Linked DNA regions of Mus musculus: region 2 is linked to region 1. A link is a loop called in an ENCODE intact Hi-C map of the cell type or tissue named here. Cell type or tissue: left cerebral cortex. All regions are shown on one strand. Each heading gives the region's core, and the rest is flanking DNA. Links, peaks and the distances in the headings are about the cores only.

What was found. A loop is a pair of places that touch in the nucleus more often than their neighbours do. Peaks named below come from ENCODE experiments on the same cell type or tissue, not always from the same donor. Only the 100,000 strongest peaks of a DNase experiment are listed, where the experiment ranks them.
Region 2: a loop joins it to region 1, with 5 times the contacts of the local background. A loop is called at or near these places in 11 of 42 quality-filtered maps.

The regions. Positions count from the first base shown.
Region 1 is chr4:141,556,063-141,564,386 of GRCm38, forward strand. No RefSeq gene overlaps it. Among named protein-coding and RNA genes, the nearest start is that of B330016D10Rik, 14 kb to the left of the region's middle. In left cerebral cortex, for the core only: CTCF peaks have their summits at 499, 4,085 (motif pointing left) and 5,676 (motif pointing left); DNase peaks (open chromatin) are centred at 3,333, 3,698 and 4,026; H3K4me3 peaks cover 1,287 bases; H3K27ac peaks cover 2,154 bases.
Region 2 is chr4:141,473,634-141,481,957 of GRCm38, forward strand. Spen (spen family transcription repressor) reads right to left here. Exons shown (of 16, transcript NM_019763.2): 11 at 7,113-7,181; 12 at 1-5,756. Among named protein-coding and RNA genes, the nearest start is that of Gm42337, 29 kb to the left of the region's middle. In left cerebral cortex, for the core only: no CTCF peak of the experiment used is centred there; DNase peaks (open chromatin) are centred at 4,387, 5,315 and 5,953; H3K27ac peaks cover 3,374 bases.

The DNA.
Region 1 (8,324 bases), core at 211-8,210:
ATGAGTGAAGCCATGCAAGAAGGGCCACTAATTGGCTAAAAGAGTGTCCTAATGATCATGTGTCTTCACTCTTACAACTTCAGTGGCCAGTCAAAGGAGCTGGATTCCCATTTCTGTCCCTGGGTAGGTTATGTAAGTGGTGTTGGCTGTGTCTCTGTGTGTTTTATTCCATATGAAATAAGAGTCTTCTAAACCAATGTCTGGCAAACAGCAGTTACTCATTAAATATTCATTGGATTTTAGAAATGAATCCATTATCTGTGCTGCATAGGGTGCAGCCTGTAATGCCAGCAGCACCAGGAAGGTAAAACAGCCAGCCTGGGCCTGGGCTGGCGAGATGGCTCAGTAGGTAAGAGCACCCGACGGCTCTTCCGAAGGTCCGGAGTTCAAATCCCAGCAACCACATGGTGGCTCACAACCATCTGTAACAAGATCTGACGCCCTCTTCTGGAGTGTCTGAAGACAGCTACAGTGTACTTACATATAATAAATAAATAAATCTTAAAAAAACAAAAAAAAAAACAAAAAAAACAGCCAACCTGAGCTAGGTACAAAGTCTGAGGCTGGCAGTCTGGGTTATATAAGACGCTGCTTCAAAAACCAGGAAAAAAAAAAAAAAGAAAAAAATATGTATATTTATACAGATGCACAAAACACACACACATGTGGAGGACCATGAGTTTAAGACCATCCTTAGCTATAAAGTGAGTTTCAGGCTAGCCTGGGCTACTATGGCTAAAGAGATGGCTCAGCAGTTAAGGGCACTTATTGACCTTGCTGAAGACTCAAATTTGATTCCCAGCATCCACATGGCAGCTCACAAACCAAACTTTGTGTCATTCTAGTCCCAGGGTTTCTAATGCCTTCCTCTAGCCTCCACTGGTACCAGGTCTGCCTGCAGTGGGCAGATACACATTCAGGCAAAATATTCAGACACATAAAATAATGATCATTTTAAAAGGCTCTATCTCAAAGGAACAAATAATAAAAAAACAAACAAGCAAAGCAAACAAAAGCACTATACTGCAGCTGGGCGCGTTGGTGTACATCTGTAATCCAGTATGTGGGAGACTGTGCTGGCTGGTTTTATGTCAGCTTAGCACAAGCTAAAGTCATCAGAGAAGGAGGAGCCTCAGTTAAGAAAATGCCTCCATGGGCTGGTGAGATGGCTCAGTGGGTAAGAGCACCCGACTGCTCTTCTGAAGGTCAGGAGTTCAAATCCCAGCAACCACATGGTGGCTCACAACCATCCATAACGAGATCTGACTCTCTTTCTTCTGGAGTGTCTGAGGACAGCTACAGTGTACTTACATATAATAAATAAATAAATAAATCTTAAAAAAAAAAATGCCTCCATAAGATTAGGTTGCAGGTGTGCCTACAGGGGACATTCTTAATTAATGACCAGTGGGAGAGGGCCTAGACTATTATGTCTAGTGTTACCCCTGGCCTGGTGGTCCTGGTTCACTATAAGGAAGCAGGCTGAGCAAGCCACGATGAGCAAGCCAGTGAGCAGCATCCCTCCACAGCTCCCTGCATCAGCTCCTGCCTCCAGCTTTCTGCCCTGCTTAAGCTCCTTCCTGGCTTCCTCCAGTGATGGGCTATGATGTAGAATTGTAAGCCAAATAAGCCCTTTTCTTCCTGACTTGCTTTTGGTCATGGTGTTTCATCGTAGCAATAGAAACCCTAACTAAGACAGAGACAAGCAGGACAATCAAGAATTCAAGACCAGGGCTGGAGAGATGGCTCAGTGGTTAAAAGCACTGACTGCTGCTGAGTCAAATCCCAGCAACCACATGGTGATCTGATGCCATCTTCTAGGGTGTCTGAAGACAGCTACAATGTACTTACATATAAATAAATCTTTAAAAGGAAAAGAATTGAAGACCAGCCTTTATTCTCCAGTGAGTTTCAGGACAGTCTGGGCTACATGAGACCCTGTCTGCACAATAATGACTCCATGCGTTGTAATTATCTATTACATCACACAGTTGTTTTTATTTTTATCCTGTCAAATGAGATAAAGTCAACGCACACCTCTGCAATCCAGAGGTCAAATTCAGATCGTGAAGCTTAATTCATCCCAGTTCCCACAGTGGGAGAACTGAGTCCTGAGAGTTGGTTGCCCTCTGACCTTGCACACACCGTGGCATGTGCACACCGCCGCTCAAACGTGCACATACATGATAATGATTTTGTTAAAGGTGGACAACTGTTCCTAAAGAATGATGTCAAGGTCGTCCTCGGGCCTCCACTGCCTGTGCACACCCTCATATGGGGCGTTCACACATACAAGCACCACGGGCACGTATCGAAGAGAAAGAGAATGGTATATGGCCCTATGAAAAGAACTGTTAAAGGTCAAGAAGACACTTAAGTCAAGCAGGAGCGCATCAGAAATTAAGTCCCAGAGTACACGATACTGCCGGCACGGGGTGTTAACATGCTATATAACTTCTTTGTTTGTTTGCTTTTTTTTGGTTTGCTGTTGTGATATGGAGTTTCTCTATGTAGTACAGGCTGGCCCCAAACTCAAAGAGATCCTCCAGCTTCTCCCTCCCTAGTGCCGGGATTAAAGGCGAACGCCACCATGAGCTGCTCAGCAGTGAGTCTTTAAAAAAAGGAGAAAAGGTCAGAGTGATCCCTCACTTCCTCTTCTGACCTCTGTGGGTTCCCAGGTATGTCCACACACATGCACATGCACATTATACACATGCGCGTGCGCGCGCGCGCGCACACACACACACACACACACACACACACACACACACACACAGAGTCAGTGCATTCTCGTGTCCTTCATTGCTAAGCTGCTAAACTCTGCAGGCTGCTTCCTCATCTTCTGACACTTGGGTCCTGAGCGATCCTGCAAGGGGAGAATCGACTGAGGGCACCGTTTTCCCGTTCCCTCCTTTCAGCACCGGAGAATAAGACGTTATACAATTAGCCAAAATCACATGAGAGGGTTCGGGGGAACAGTTTAGGATTAAATTTAGGAACTGAGACATTAGGAACTCTTTGGGGTTCCCATATGTCTTCCTAAGTGTGGCAACGCGGGGATGCTTAATTAGACTACCTGCTGTTACCCAGCACCAGGCCTTTTAGGATTAATTAGGAACAAACGCCCAGTTCTCAGAAAACTGCAGAAGCCAATTGCAGGCTGAGGGAAGAGGTTTGCTGAGTAATGCTGACGGGTCTCCTTCCTGTAAAGCCAGAAGCCCGGTGCGTGTTCTAATTGGCCCCAGCAGATTTTTCTAGGCGATTGTGCAATGGTGAAGCCAAGCATTTAGCCCCTGGGGATCTCGGCTATTTACTGTGAAATTTCTCTCCACCACCTGATGTGAGAGTCTGCCTGTACTGGTTTCCTGTGGCCCAATTCTGGGTCACGTTGTAAGGCGGTGCCCACGTGATCTTAACCTACTTTGTCGTCGTCGTCCCCCCCCCCAACCCCCACCCCACCGTGCCTCAGCAAATAACAGCTGCGGCGACGCCCACAAAATATGGCTGCCCTCAGAGCAACCCCAGTTCACCTTGCTTTGTGCACAGGGCACCTTTCCATCTGAAGGGCCTCAGCGCCTTTGCAAGCTCTGATTATGCTCGACAAACACCTCACTGGGTCGGAGCGGCAAGCCCTGCCAGTCCCGTTTTCTGATTGGACATCTTGGAATGCATCTCTTCTGCCCTCAGAGGAAGGACAGACCTGGATCAGGAGCCTAGCTCCGCTCACTTGCTTACTGGTCGCCTTTGCGCCCGTGAGAACTACTGGACCCAGCGCTGTGCGTCCCCGGGACTCTGCAGACAAAAGTGTCTGTGGGCGCCTCTGAAAGCCCGGCCTGGCTTATGCCAGCCACTGCCTCGGCCTCTTTGCCTTTAGTCGGGCTAAATGGCTTTTGTGCTAGAATTCCCTTGTCAAAAAGAAAAAGGAAATCTTTGCATCTATACTAGCGTGGATGCATGTGCCGTCCTCACGGGCATTTCCAGCCCCTTTCTGACCTTTTCTTTTCCTTTCCCCTCCTCTCTCACCGCACTCCCTTTTGGTGCCATTCAGGGTGGACTTTGGACTCAGGCTGGCTAGTGCTGCCCCCTGGAGGTAGCAGGTGTACCTGCGGGAGGAAGAACCCAGGTAGCATAGAGGTCATTGTCCTAAAACTTTTGTTGTACTTTACGGTTTTGGTTTTGAGACGAGTTTTCAAGGGTGACCTGGAACTCCCTGTATAACCCAACAGTATCTCCAGCTAGCCTCAAACTTGAAGCAGACCACTGACCTCAAACCCTCAAAAGCTGGGATTTCAGGAACAAACCACCAATACCCAACCCCACTCTTTTCTGGTTTTGTCTTTTAAGATTTGTTATTTTATTTTATTTCATGTATGCATGCGCACCGCGTGCACGCCCAGGGCCCTCAAAGGCCAGAAGAAGTTGTCAAGAGCCCCTGAAACTGGAGTTACAGGTGTGAGCCTCCAGGTGGGTGAGAGGAACTGAACCCGGGTCCTCTCTGCAAGAGCAGCAGGTACTCCTAACCACTGAGCCGTCTCTCCAACCCTGCTTCTTTGTCTGTGTTTTGGTTTGTTAGTTTTTGTTTTTAATTAATTGATTTATTTTGAGACAGAATCTCTCTATAGAACCTTTGACTGTCCTAGAACTCACTCTGTAGAGCAGGCTGGCCTTGAACTCTTGAGAGCCTCCTGTCTCTGCATCTCAAGTGCAGGGATTATAGGCCTCTGTGCCACCATTGCCCAGCTGGGTTTTTTGTTTGTTTTGTTATTAAGAAAAAAAAATGTAGATACTGCCAGACTTGAAGACACACTCCTATAATGCTACCACAGCTGCTTGTGGCACCAGCTGCAGGAACTCCGATGCCATTTTCTGAACTCCAAGGGACAAGGGGGCCTGCACTCAGGTGCATATTCACCCAGATACATACATACATACATCTTTTGTTTTGTTTTGTTTTCCCAGGACAGGGTTTCTCTATGTAACAGCTCTGGGTGCACTGGAACGTGCTTTGTAGACCAGGCTGGCATTGAACTCAAAGATCCTCTTCTCTGTCCCTGCAATGCTGGGATTAAAGGTGTGCACCCCCCGACCCCAGCAATATATACTCATAATTTTAAACATGAATTCTCTCTCTCTCCCTTAGGCAGGGTCTCACTTTGTAGCTCTGGCTGGCCCAGAACTCACCAAGATCTGCTTGCCTCTGCTTGTATTTGATTGAGGTCGGGGGAGTCACCGTGGGGAGAGGTGGGTAGGGGAAGAGAAAGAGAGAAAGGCTCCCGCTCGATCAAGCACACACAGAGAAAGAAGAGGAGAGGAGAGAGGGGGACGCCAAAATGATGTCTGGATTATACAGGGAGGAGCCTCTGGGGAAAAGACAGCCCAGTCCCTGCCAGGGCTGGAAAATTCAAGGTTGGGGGCACAGTTGGCCAGGCAAAGACTGGGATGCTGGGAGAACCTGGAGGCCAGGTCTGCTTTGATATGTAAAATATGTACTTCAGTCCCTGTCACAGGGCCCAAAACCAACAGCTTTGAAAGTGTGTTCCTGGGGCTGGAGAGATGGCTCAGCAGTTAAGAGCACTGACTGCTCTTCCAGAGGTCCTGAGTTCAATTCCCAGCAACCACATGGGAATTGAACCATGTGGCTCACAACCATCTGTAATGGTATCTGATGCCCTCTTCTGGTGTATTTGAAGACAGCTACAGTGTATTCATATAAATAAAATAAATCTTAAAAAAAAAAAAAAAGAAAGAAAGAAAGTGTGTTCCATCTGCTTGGCAAAAGTAAATATGTATAAAAAGAACAAACCCAAGAATAAACTCTGAGCCAGGCGTGGTGGTGCACGTCTTTAATCCCAGCACTCGGGAGGCAGAGGCAGGCGAGAGCTACACAGAGAAACCCTTTCTCGAAAATCCAAAAAAAAAAAAAAAGAATAAACTCTGTCGGTCTCCCCCGCGTCCCAGTCAGAGAAAGCATGATCAGAAGTAAATGCAAGGCCCTCTTCAGCTAAAAGGTACAACTGAGATCAACTAAGTGATCTAAGGCCCGGTCTCAGAATAGCTCCAGTGGGCAAGACACTGTGGCACAACCACAGCACCCAAACAAAGGCAAGAATGTCACCATGGATACCTGTGGATACATGTGACACCATGTAAGCCTGGCATATGTCACCATGGATACCTGTGGATACATGTGACACCATGTAAGCCTGGCATATGGTGGGCAGCAGCAGGGGTGGGGGTGGGACTCACTGGGGCTGCCAGGCAAACTCCAGGTCCAGTGGGAAACCCTGACTTCCTCCTCTGGCCTGTATGGACTCGCTCAGTGTGAGTACACACGTGCACGCACGCGCGCGCGCACACACACAATTAATCAATGTAAACAACCACAACATTCCTGTCAGCAGTTTCACTTAATTCTCTGCCTCTAAGCCTGACTGATTTCTGAGTTCTAGTTCAAAAAGTGTGACTTTTCTGGACACTGACCAAAAATGCTAGAAATGTCGCCCTGCTGTTCTGGGCTTCTGCTCTGTTTCCTCTGAAGACTCCTCTTCCCGTTTTCCAGCAACTTTCAGACGTCCATTGCTGATCCTAATTCAACAGGCCTGGCTTTCTGTCTTGGCTCCCTCCTTCCTCCTGAGCAGTGCTCTGGATTTGGGGGGGGGGGGGTTGGAGGTGGGGCGGGGAGAAGGCTCATCAGGTAAAAGCTTTTACCTCACAAGGCTGTTGACCACTGGGACTCACCCAAAGGTGGGGGGAAAGATCCAACACTACAGGGCTGGCCTTTGACCTCCACATAGATGTTGCTCATAAACCTTCACAGAGAGAGAGAGAGAGAGAGAGAGAGAGAGAGAGAGAGAGAAACTAAAGGGTTTTTCTGTTTTTGTTTTAATATTTATTTATTTAATGTATGTGAGTGCACTGACACTGTCCTCAGACACACCAGAAGAGGGCATGGGATCCCATTACAGATGGTTGTGAGCCACCATGTGGTTTCTGGGAATTGAACTCAGGACCTCTGGAAGAGCAGTCAGTGCTCTTAACCACTGAGCCATCTCTCCAGCCCCTAAAGTTTTAAAGATTTCAAATTAATTGCTTAATCTGTCCTCTAAACCAGGCATAGTCACACACACACACACACACACACACACACACACACACACACACACAAACTGTAACCACAGCACTCAGAAAGCTGAGGCAGGAAGGTCAAGGGTTCAAGACCAGCCAGTAGCTCATGCTATAAAGTTGCTAAGCGTAAGGCTAAAACTCTCCTGCACAGCCATGTGGCAGCGGCTCACTCCTGCAAACCACTTCTGGGAGAGCCGAGGCCAGATTGCTTCTGGGAAAGCCTGGGCTGCAGTGTGAGACTCTGGTTCAAAAACCAAATAGCCAGGCATGGTGGGACAATGCCTTTAACTCCTTGCACTTGGGAGGCAGAGGCGGCAGATATCTGTAAGTTCAAGCCCCTGAATCAGATTAATTTGGGTCGAAAACCCCAAACTGAATGTCTCCAACTGATGAAAACAAAAGTTGTCAGAGACAGGGTCTCAGTCACTAGTGGAGAAGTTAGGCTAGATGCTCGTGAGGGACCCCTCCATGTCCAAAGTGGCAAGAGAGGGCATGTTCTAGATAGGCGCTGTGTAGCTAGGGAGAGACACCCCAAACCTGCACATGTATAGGGGAGAGCTAGGACTCTGGAAAGATGCTTCAGCAGGGGGAACTCTGAGTTTGGGGCCAGAGTTTTCATCCCCATGTGACAGGGCAAGAGAGAACAGAGGTTCCTCCATCTTGTATTCTTGCTGAGGCCAGTTCATGCTTAACTAGAATTTGATCTCCTTCATGGAGAATCCCATGGAAAATGACACGACTCTGTTCTAGGAACGGAGGTCAAGATGTCCCAGCTAGGGCTGGAGAGATGGTTCAGTGGTTATGAGCGCTGACTGTTCTTCCAGGGGACCTGAGTTCAGTACCAAGCACCCACATGGCGGCTCACAGCTGCCTGTGATTCCAGTTCCAAAGGATCTGGCGCCTTGGCACAGGCATGCCGGCCGAACACCAGTGCATATACAAATAAATAAATCTTTCTAAAAAGATACCCCAGCCGGGCGTGGTGGTGCACGCCTTTAATCCCAGCACTCAGGAGGCAGAGGCAGGCGGATTTCTGAGTTCGAGGCCAGCCTGGTCTACAAAGTAAGTGAGTTCCAGGACAGCCAGGGCTATACAGAGAAACCCTGTCTCCAAAAAAAAAAAAAAAAAAAAAAAAAAAAAGTCCTTTCCCACAATGCCTAGCGGTGCTTCGCTTTGTCTGGAACTCCAGACTGTACTCC
Region 2 (8,324 bases), core at 71-8,070, 83 kb before region 1:
CACTCACGGGCTCTGCAATGGCTGAAGTGACACTTGTGGACGTAACTCCTGTGGCAGACACATATTTGGGGTCCATGAGGATCTTCCTCAGTGTACTGGAGCTGGTGTCCATATCAGAGGCCTTTGTGTCTGGGGGAAGGGCTGGAGATGGGGTGGACTGAGCCCGAGGCTCTTCCTGTCTTGTGATCCACTCTGTCACCTTAGGGGGGGGACTCTGATGTGGGACTCCCCCAGGAATGACTGGAGGTGGGAGCTTTGCTATGGTCACTAAGGGGATTGTGGGAGGAGGTATGCCTGAGTCGCTGGGTGGGGTCACAGGGTCACTCTCGATGATCGAGTGCACCTTGAACCTGGCTTGGGGCCCATCATCCATCAGTGCTGGCTGGGAAAGGGGGGGCAGGGCAGGGAGCACAGGGGCTTTGCACGGTGTCTTTTCTGCAGCACTGTTTTCCTGGGACAGACTCTCAGCAGGCGGGGTCTTGCTTGGGTCGAAGGTGCACTCCGCAGGAGGGGAGGGAGGCTTCTCACTCTGTTTCTCTTCCTGGGGAGCTTCCGGGGTTGCTGCTGTCGCCTCCTCTGCAGCGGGGCTCTCACTCTGAGTCTGCTCAGCCTCAGAGGCACGAGTCTCTGTGATGGCGACCACTTTCTTGTTGGCATTCCTTTTCCGGCGTCGTGTTGTCTTTTGGCGCCCTTTGTCTTTCCGGGGAGGAGTGACTTCCACTTTAGACCCCTTGGCTTCCTGTACAGAGTCACCACTGTTTCCTCTGGTTTCCTTGGTGTCTGCAGAACCTTCCGGTGGATCCAAGGCACTGACTTGTGGGGCAGAAGACTCTGTTGCTGTCCCTGTCTCCAAGATTCCCGACTCGGCCTCATGGAGCCCTGGCTCCATTCCTTCCCGTGGATGTGTCTGAGATCCTGGGGGAACGGAGGGAGGAGCGGAGAAGTTCTCTGGCTCTCCAGAGGCGTCACTGATGATGGAGCCAATGGCCGCAGCCAGTTCAGTTTCGCTGGCCTGGTGTGCTGGCTTGTGGCCATGCTCTGGGGCAGGCTCTTCAGATGCTGCCGTGGCCGTGGCCGTGCCCTTGCTAGCGGCAGCAGCAGAGGGCTCGGGGAGCTTTGCGATGTTCTGCACGGCCTGCTCCAGCTCTATCTGCCTGGCTAGCTGCGTGCCTTCTGGGGGCGCCGTGGAGGCAGACGCACTTTCCTCCTCTGCCTCCCTGTCGGGATCGGCTGGGTTGTTTGCCAGCTGAGGTGAGGAGCCACTTCCCTTCTGGGGGCTCTCACTCTCCTGAGGAGAGGCCGCCGCAGGCCCAGCTTCCTTGTCTGCTGCCTGCCCTGCTGCCCGGGCGGCCATTTCCAGGCTTCTCTGATGCGCGGCCCTGTCCATCGCTGACCTCGTGCTCCGAGCACGGCCCCTCTTTGATTTGTAGGTTTTCTCAGGAGGTTTTCTCTCCAGGACCTCAACTGGGAAGGTGTCGGGTCCGTTCTTGTCTGTGCTGGGGTCTCTCCTGTCCCGTTTGGGCTCACTTGCTGCCTCTCTCTCGCCTCTGGACTTAGGGTTACCTTCCCTCGTGCTCGCCTGGGCACCGGCCTCAGCGGCAGCCTCAACCTTCTGCTCATTCCTCCCCCTTTTCCCTTGGGGTCCAGCAGCAGCTGCCGACTTCTGAGACCTCGGTGACCGCCAGCCCTCAGCGGGCCTGGGTGTCTCTGCAGGCTCTTTCCTCTCATGCTCACCGTCTTCCTCGGCACGCCGGCGGGTCTTGGGGGGCCTTCCCCTCCGAGGGGTGGTGGGAGGTACCACCGCCTCCTGCAGCTCCCGCTCCAGTCTCTTCCTGGTCACTCTGGGCTGCTCCACAGGCTCCTTGGCCGGGGACCGGCTCTCGTGGTCGGTCATGGTGGCATAAACACTCCTCACGTTCCGGCGCCTGCTCCTGCTGAGAGGCAAGCTAGGCTCAGGGTGCTCCGTGTCTCCCCCAGAGCTTTTCGACGCAGTCCTTGTAATCTTCTCTGCCTCCATCTTTAGTTCCAGCAGCTTCTGTGCTTCTCCACGAGGAGAGCTGGACCTCTTCAGCTTTTCCCGGTCTATCCTCTCGCTCTTCCTGGTGACAGGCTTCTCCACGACGCTGGCGGCAGCCGCCTGGACGGACGTCTTGGAACGCTTGCTCTTGTTAGTCTTCCTGTCTTTTGCAGCGACTGGAGGATTGGCTTCTACATCTTCAGAAGCGGGGGGCTGAGCTTCTGATGCAACCCCAGCGTTCTGAGTGGCGTCAGGCTCAGTGCTTGGAGTTGTGTCTGGCTTCTCCACTTTCCCCTCTTCGGCTTCCTCGGACCTCTGAGTCAGTTTTGAAAGGGGCTGGGGACTGCTAGGTTTGGGGTCTACACTGCTTTCTACCTGGGAAACTGTGGTTCCGGGAGTCAGAGGTTCAGCATTCACACAAGGGACGGCGTCAGTAGCTGCGCTTTCTTGAGGAGCTGAAGGTGCCAAGGCAGCGCTGTCCTGGCTATCCCGGCTGTCCTCTCCGGGGGGTACATCTGACTGCCTGGGCTGCTCCACGGGTACAGACGCAGGCTCAGACACAAGCTTTGTTTCTTCCGAGACAGGAGCGGGCTCTGCAGGCTTCTCTCCTGCTGGTGAAGGAGCCTCCGCTGCCTCCTCAGCCTTCTCAGGGGCGGAGGATGCTGGCTCTGGTGTCACGACGGTGACGGTGACGGCAGGAAGCCCAGCTGAAACAGGGGCTTTCGGCTCCGGCTCTTTAGTCTCTGCAGCAGGCTCTGGAGTCTTGGGATGAGTCTCCGGCTCTTCCTGCTTCTCAGCCTCTTTGGGCTTCTGGTCCTTCTCCTTCTCCTTCTGCTGCATCCGCGTCAGCTCCATGAATCTGCTGTGGAACAGGACCACTGGCTCCTGCACCGAATCACTCGTGCTGTTTGCACCCTCAGACGCCTGCCTGCCGTACAGCCCCCCGGGGGGGAGGTCGGGCTCCTCGCTCTTCCTCTCAAGGTGCTGCAGCCTCTTGGAGTCTTGCTCAAAGATGGAGCTGTGTAAGAACCGAGAGGCGAACAACTCCTGCCTCTCCTGCTCCTCCTCCCTGCGCTCGTCCTTTTTATCAGCCAGTTTCCCCTCCGAGTCCGTCCTGATTTTCTTCTTCTTCATGTACCAGGACGGAATAGGCCTGGGGGCCGAGTCAACCTTTTCTTTATCTTTGTTGTTTCGAAAATTAGCAAACCGCGAGTCCCAGTCAAGGAAAGACCAATTTTCTTCACGGGATGATGAGAGGGATTTGGCTCTTTCAAGCAAAGCTTTAGTGTCTGGTGTGATTGTCTTATCCAGTGCAAAAGAGTAAAATTTATTCCTTTCTAAAGAGCTAGCGAGTCTTTCATCTCGCTCACGTAGTTTTTGGTCTCTGTCCCTCAATAAAAAAGACAGCCGAGGGCTGTCATAGAAGCTGGAAGCTCTGGGGGACTGGGACCTGTGCTCGGCGTCCTCATCAGAATCAGAGGGCACCTCACCAGGTTCCAGATCGCGCACAGACCTCTTTCGTAGACTGTCTCTCTTAATTACACTGTTTGGGAAACTGACATCAAACCGGCTGGGGTCCTGTTTCATCGGAGGGTCCCACCGGCTTGGTTCCCCTTCAGAATTCAAGACAGACAGTTTGATTTTGGCCGTGTCTGCTGTCTGTTCTCTCTTGCCAGAATCGTAAGGATTGCATTTTAATGGATCGTCTCTCACTGCTGCGTTAGGATAGGGGAGGCCTTTCTCATCCCCTTTAGGGGACCCTTTTACTGACACTAGCCTAGGGGAGCCCCTGGGGTCATCATCGTCATGGAAGGAGCCGTGGCGGACACTCGGAGAGCAGCTGGTTCTTTCTGAGTCCTCGCTGATCTGGCGTGAACTTCGGTAGTTTCTCTCTCTTTTGGTACAGATATCGAAATCCACGTGATCCGTCCTTCGCTTCTTGCTGGGCGGGGAGTCATCAGTGACATCCTGAGGGGGCTTGCCCACCTCGTGGACAAGGCTGCGCCTTTCGTAGTCATCTACATCTTTCTTCGGACTGCCAAACTTCTCAGCCTTGGCGATCTCCATCTCCATCCGCTGCTTCCGGCGGCTCTGCTCCATCTGTTTCCGGTAGCTCTGCGTGTGATCAATGTCAATGCCAAGTTTCTCTTCCGCATTCCCTCCGTGGGGCTTCTCCTGGCCTGCTCTGTGTTCCGCTGGTTCCTCACGAGGCCGGCAATAGTTTTTCCTCACTTCCTCTTTCTCAGGCCCTTGATTCTCTAGGAGCTGCAGCTGTTTGGGCTGAGGTTTTGAGGGGATGGCTTTTTTGGGCTGGGTTTCTTGAGTCTCCACAGATCCGTGTGTTAGTTCTCCCAGTCCTGCGTGTACGTCTGAGCTGGGCCGAGAGCCAGACCCTGCAGAGACAGCAGCAGGATCCTGGCAGTCTTTGGGGCTGAGAGCTGAATTAAGTCTTTCCAGCTTAGTTTTTTTTGATTCCCTTTTAAGGATTTCTTTTCTCACAGGCTTTCTTTCAGACTCTCCTTCCCTCAGCAAAACACCATCTCTTGATGTGTCAGGCTGCTTCTTTAAAAGTATTCGAGTATCCTCTGTCTCGGGGCTGGTTTTCTTGATTTCTGGTTTTTGCTTTTCTATTTTCAAGCCAGAATCTGCAAAGCGCCTTTTCCTGGCTTCCAGCTTCTCCAGGTCCAGAGCGCTGAGCTCGGGCGTCTGCTCGGCCTTGAGGTGTTTCCGGAGCTTAGTCCTGCCCTCCTTCTCCCCCACCTCCGCGTGGCTCGGGAGGACCTTCTCCCTCAGCGCTTTCCCTCGGGCCGGGTCCGACTTGGCAGGCTCCCCCTGAGCGGCCTGGGGTTTCTGGTCCAGGGCCGATGCCTTGGTAGTGTCACGGCCGAGCCTGGCTTTGAGCTTTTCTGGGGGTGGGTGCTCGATGACCTTGCCCTCCTTTTCCTTTACTCGGGTCAGAACCACGCAAGGCACGAGCTCCAGGCGGTTCTTGGCTGGCCCTTCCTTGTCGGCCCTGTCTCTGCTGAGTTTGGTGGAGCCCCGCGGTTTCTCGGGGCTCTGCTCTCGGTCATTTTCCTGCTCGGTTTCCGAAGGCTGAGAACTAGGGGAGTGAGCCTTTCCTTTCCGCTTCTGCCTCTCAGCTTTGTCCTTTTCTCCCTTCTCCTTGCGAACTATTCGTCTCTCCCTCTCGACCCGCTCGGGATCGAAAGTGCGCTCTTTGTCCGCCTTTTCGTTTTTTGTGTAGCGCTCCAGCCGAGCCTTCTCCAGCTTATCGTACCGTGGGGGGGACACTGAGCTGCAGCTGCCGCTGCGCTCCGAGGACCGGCGGTACAGCCTCCTCTCAGAGTCACTTGGCAATCTCTCCGAATGCGCAGGAGACACCCCAGGGCTCTGTGGACGACGCAAGTGCACGGGACTCTGGCTTCGCTCTATGGGTCTCCTCTCGTGGTCCCGGTCAGATTCGAATCTCTCCCGTTCTCGCTCTCGTTCTCGCTGCCTATAGCTGTACTCCCGAATATCCTGCTCATAGGGATCACTCCTATATTCTCTGTATTCGCGAGGCTCATCATAGTACCGGGAGTCATAATACTCTCCTTGGTACGTCTCCCACTCCGAGTAAAACTCTCTCCCCCGAGCCGGATAGTCCCTCCTGGAGTCCTCAGGGTAGGTGCCTGGAGTGCGAACATTTTCATAGTATGTCCGTTCTTGACTGTACTCATAGGACCCTCTTCGTTCCTCTCTGCCAAACATCAGAAAGATTATGTTAGCTCCTCTGTCTTCTCACTTGCACTCCCACCCCCGCAACCCCAGGACTCAAGGGACAGAGGCAGGAGGACCGCACGTGGGACCTGGCTCAACTGTACAAGTTCCAGGCCAGCCCGCAGTGCACAGTGAAATTCTCTTACACAGGCAGCTCTGGCCCCCTCTAGTGCTTACGTAGTCACTTGGCCACGCGCAGGTGTTTAGCAGTGGCTCCTAAGCCAAATGAAGCACCAAGGATTTCAAAGCTGGCCGTTAATAAGATTCAAGTGTAAAATGCCAGGTTTTCATTAAGCTCTGGGCCTGCAACTCACTCTGTAGGCCAGGCTGGCTTCCAAGTTACAGAGATGCCCTGCTTCTGCCTCTGGGGTGCTGGGATTACAGGGGACAGTAACCACATGCCCAGCACTGACACAGTTATACAAAAACCTCAACAATCACAAATAAATGGCACGTAGTTAAAGAGACCCACTGCTACCTACCTTTACCTCACTGTGCTAGACTGTATGTATGTATGCATTACTACACTGTACACAGTACAGAGATGTTATTACATCAAATTTTCTGAGAAGAGTTTTCCAAATGATTAATCTCGGGGCTGGAGAGGTGGCTTAGAAGTTAAGAGCACTTAGTGTTCTTGTAAAGGACCCATGTTAGTTCCCAAAACTACAGGATGTCTCACAACCATCGACAACTCCAGTTCCAGGGGCCCAGATGCCTCCTTCTGACACTTCCTTGGGCCCCAGAGATACCTGGTGCACAGTGCACAGATACTCACGCATAAAATAAAAATAAGGAACTGGGGAGGGGGGAGAGGTTTTCAGAGGGGAAACCAGGAAGGGGATAACATTTGAAATGTAAATAAAAAAAATATCCAATAAAAAAGAAAAAAAAAAAAAAATAAGGAACTGGCAGGCAGATTTCTGGGTCCACAAAGCAAACCCCAGGCCAGCCAAGGATATATACTGAGATCTTGTCCCAAAAAACCCAATGTTTGTTGGTTTTGGTGGTGGTTCAGTTTTTTCAAGACATGGTTTCTCTGTGTAGCCCTGGCTGTCTTGGAACTCAACTCTGTAGACCAGGCTGGCCTCGAACTCACAGAGACCTGACCGCCTCTGCCTCCCGAGTGATTATATGTTAAAACAGCATTTTCTCTCCCCCAAACCTGTATAATATACGCAAGTGGTGGAGGCCTGAGGGCGATGTTGGGAGTCATCCTCCAAAGCTCTTCTGCCTTCTCACTGAGGTAGGCAGCGCCTCTCAAGCAGAGAAGCTAGCTCTAGTGACCCCTCTCTGCCTCCCGAGACTAGGATTACAGGCAGGGTACCATACCCACCGGCATTTATGTGGGCTCTGGGCATCTGCACTCCAGTCTTCATGCTTGGACTGAGCCATCTGCCCTGCCCTGTTAAAACATTTTAGATACACTGAGTTAACTAGCTCCAGCGCTAGAGATGCCTCGGCAGTTAAAAGCGTTTGTTCTTGCAGAGGACCTGGGTTCCAGCCTAGCACCCACAGACAGCTCATAACCACTGAGATCCCGACTCCAGGGGACCCAGTTCTCTGACTTAGGTGGGTACCAGGCATTCACAGATGCACTGTTCACAAAAAAGAATTAAAGACAAAATTACCTTCAACTTTTCTGTTTACTTAAAAAAATTTATTTTCCTCAAATTGCCAGCTAACAAATTAAGACTGGCTTTGAGCGCTCAGAGACACTCCCTAGAGCCGCTTGCTTGCCCTGTGTACTAAGAACAAGTGTCACTCAGCGACGAGCCCTTGCGACATGACACTGAACATGCTCACACAGGAGGGACTGTGATTCCTTGACAATCACTCCCTGAAACACTTCCTGTGCGGTGTGTCTGATGTGTGTGATGTCTGAGGACAGCTCTGCAGCCTCGGTCCTCCCTTCATCTGGGTTGCAGGGATCAAACTCCAGCTCAGGCCCTCATGGCAAGGGTCACATCTGCTGAGCCATCTTACTGAGCATCCCAGAGAATTTCAAGTAAGAAATGTTCCCAATGCCAAACTCCTGAAAGCTAAAACCTAAGGTTTTAAAGCAAAGCAGAGTGGCACACACTGTAACGTCAGGAGGTGGAGGCAGGGAGGTCACAAGTTCAAGGTCAGCCTATGCTACATGAGACTATGATGATATCGATACAACTATAAACAAAAGTAAACGTTCGTCCATACTACATAGTTACAGATCAACAGTCCTCTTGTGTATAAGGACAGGCCTGTCATCCTAGCTACTTGGAGGCTGAGGCAGGAGAACCACAGGTTCAGCGCCAGCCTAGGCTGCAGAGTAAGCTCAAAGCCAACAAACTCAAAGAGACCTGGAGGTGTCACTGGCAGCCATAAGCTTCAATCCTCAGTACTACCCACACACAATCAATCAATAATCAATATGCTCAGTACTACCCCCAACCAATCAATAATGTAATCATGCTCAGTACTACCCACATACAACCAATCAATAATCAATAAAGTAATCATGCTCTAGTTAACAAGCCAGTCTTGGTAAGCTGTTCTGTCTTGGGTGAGT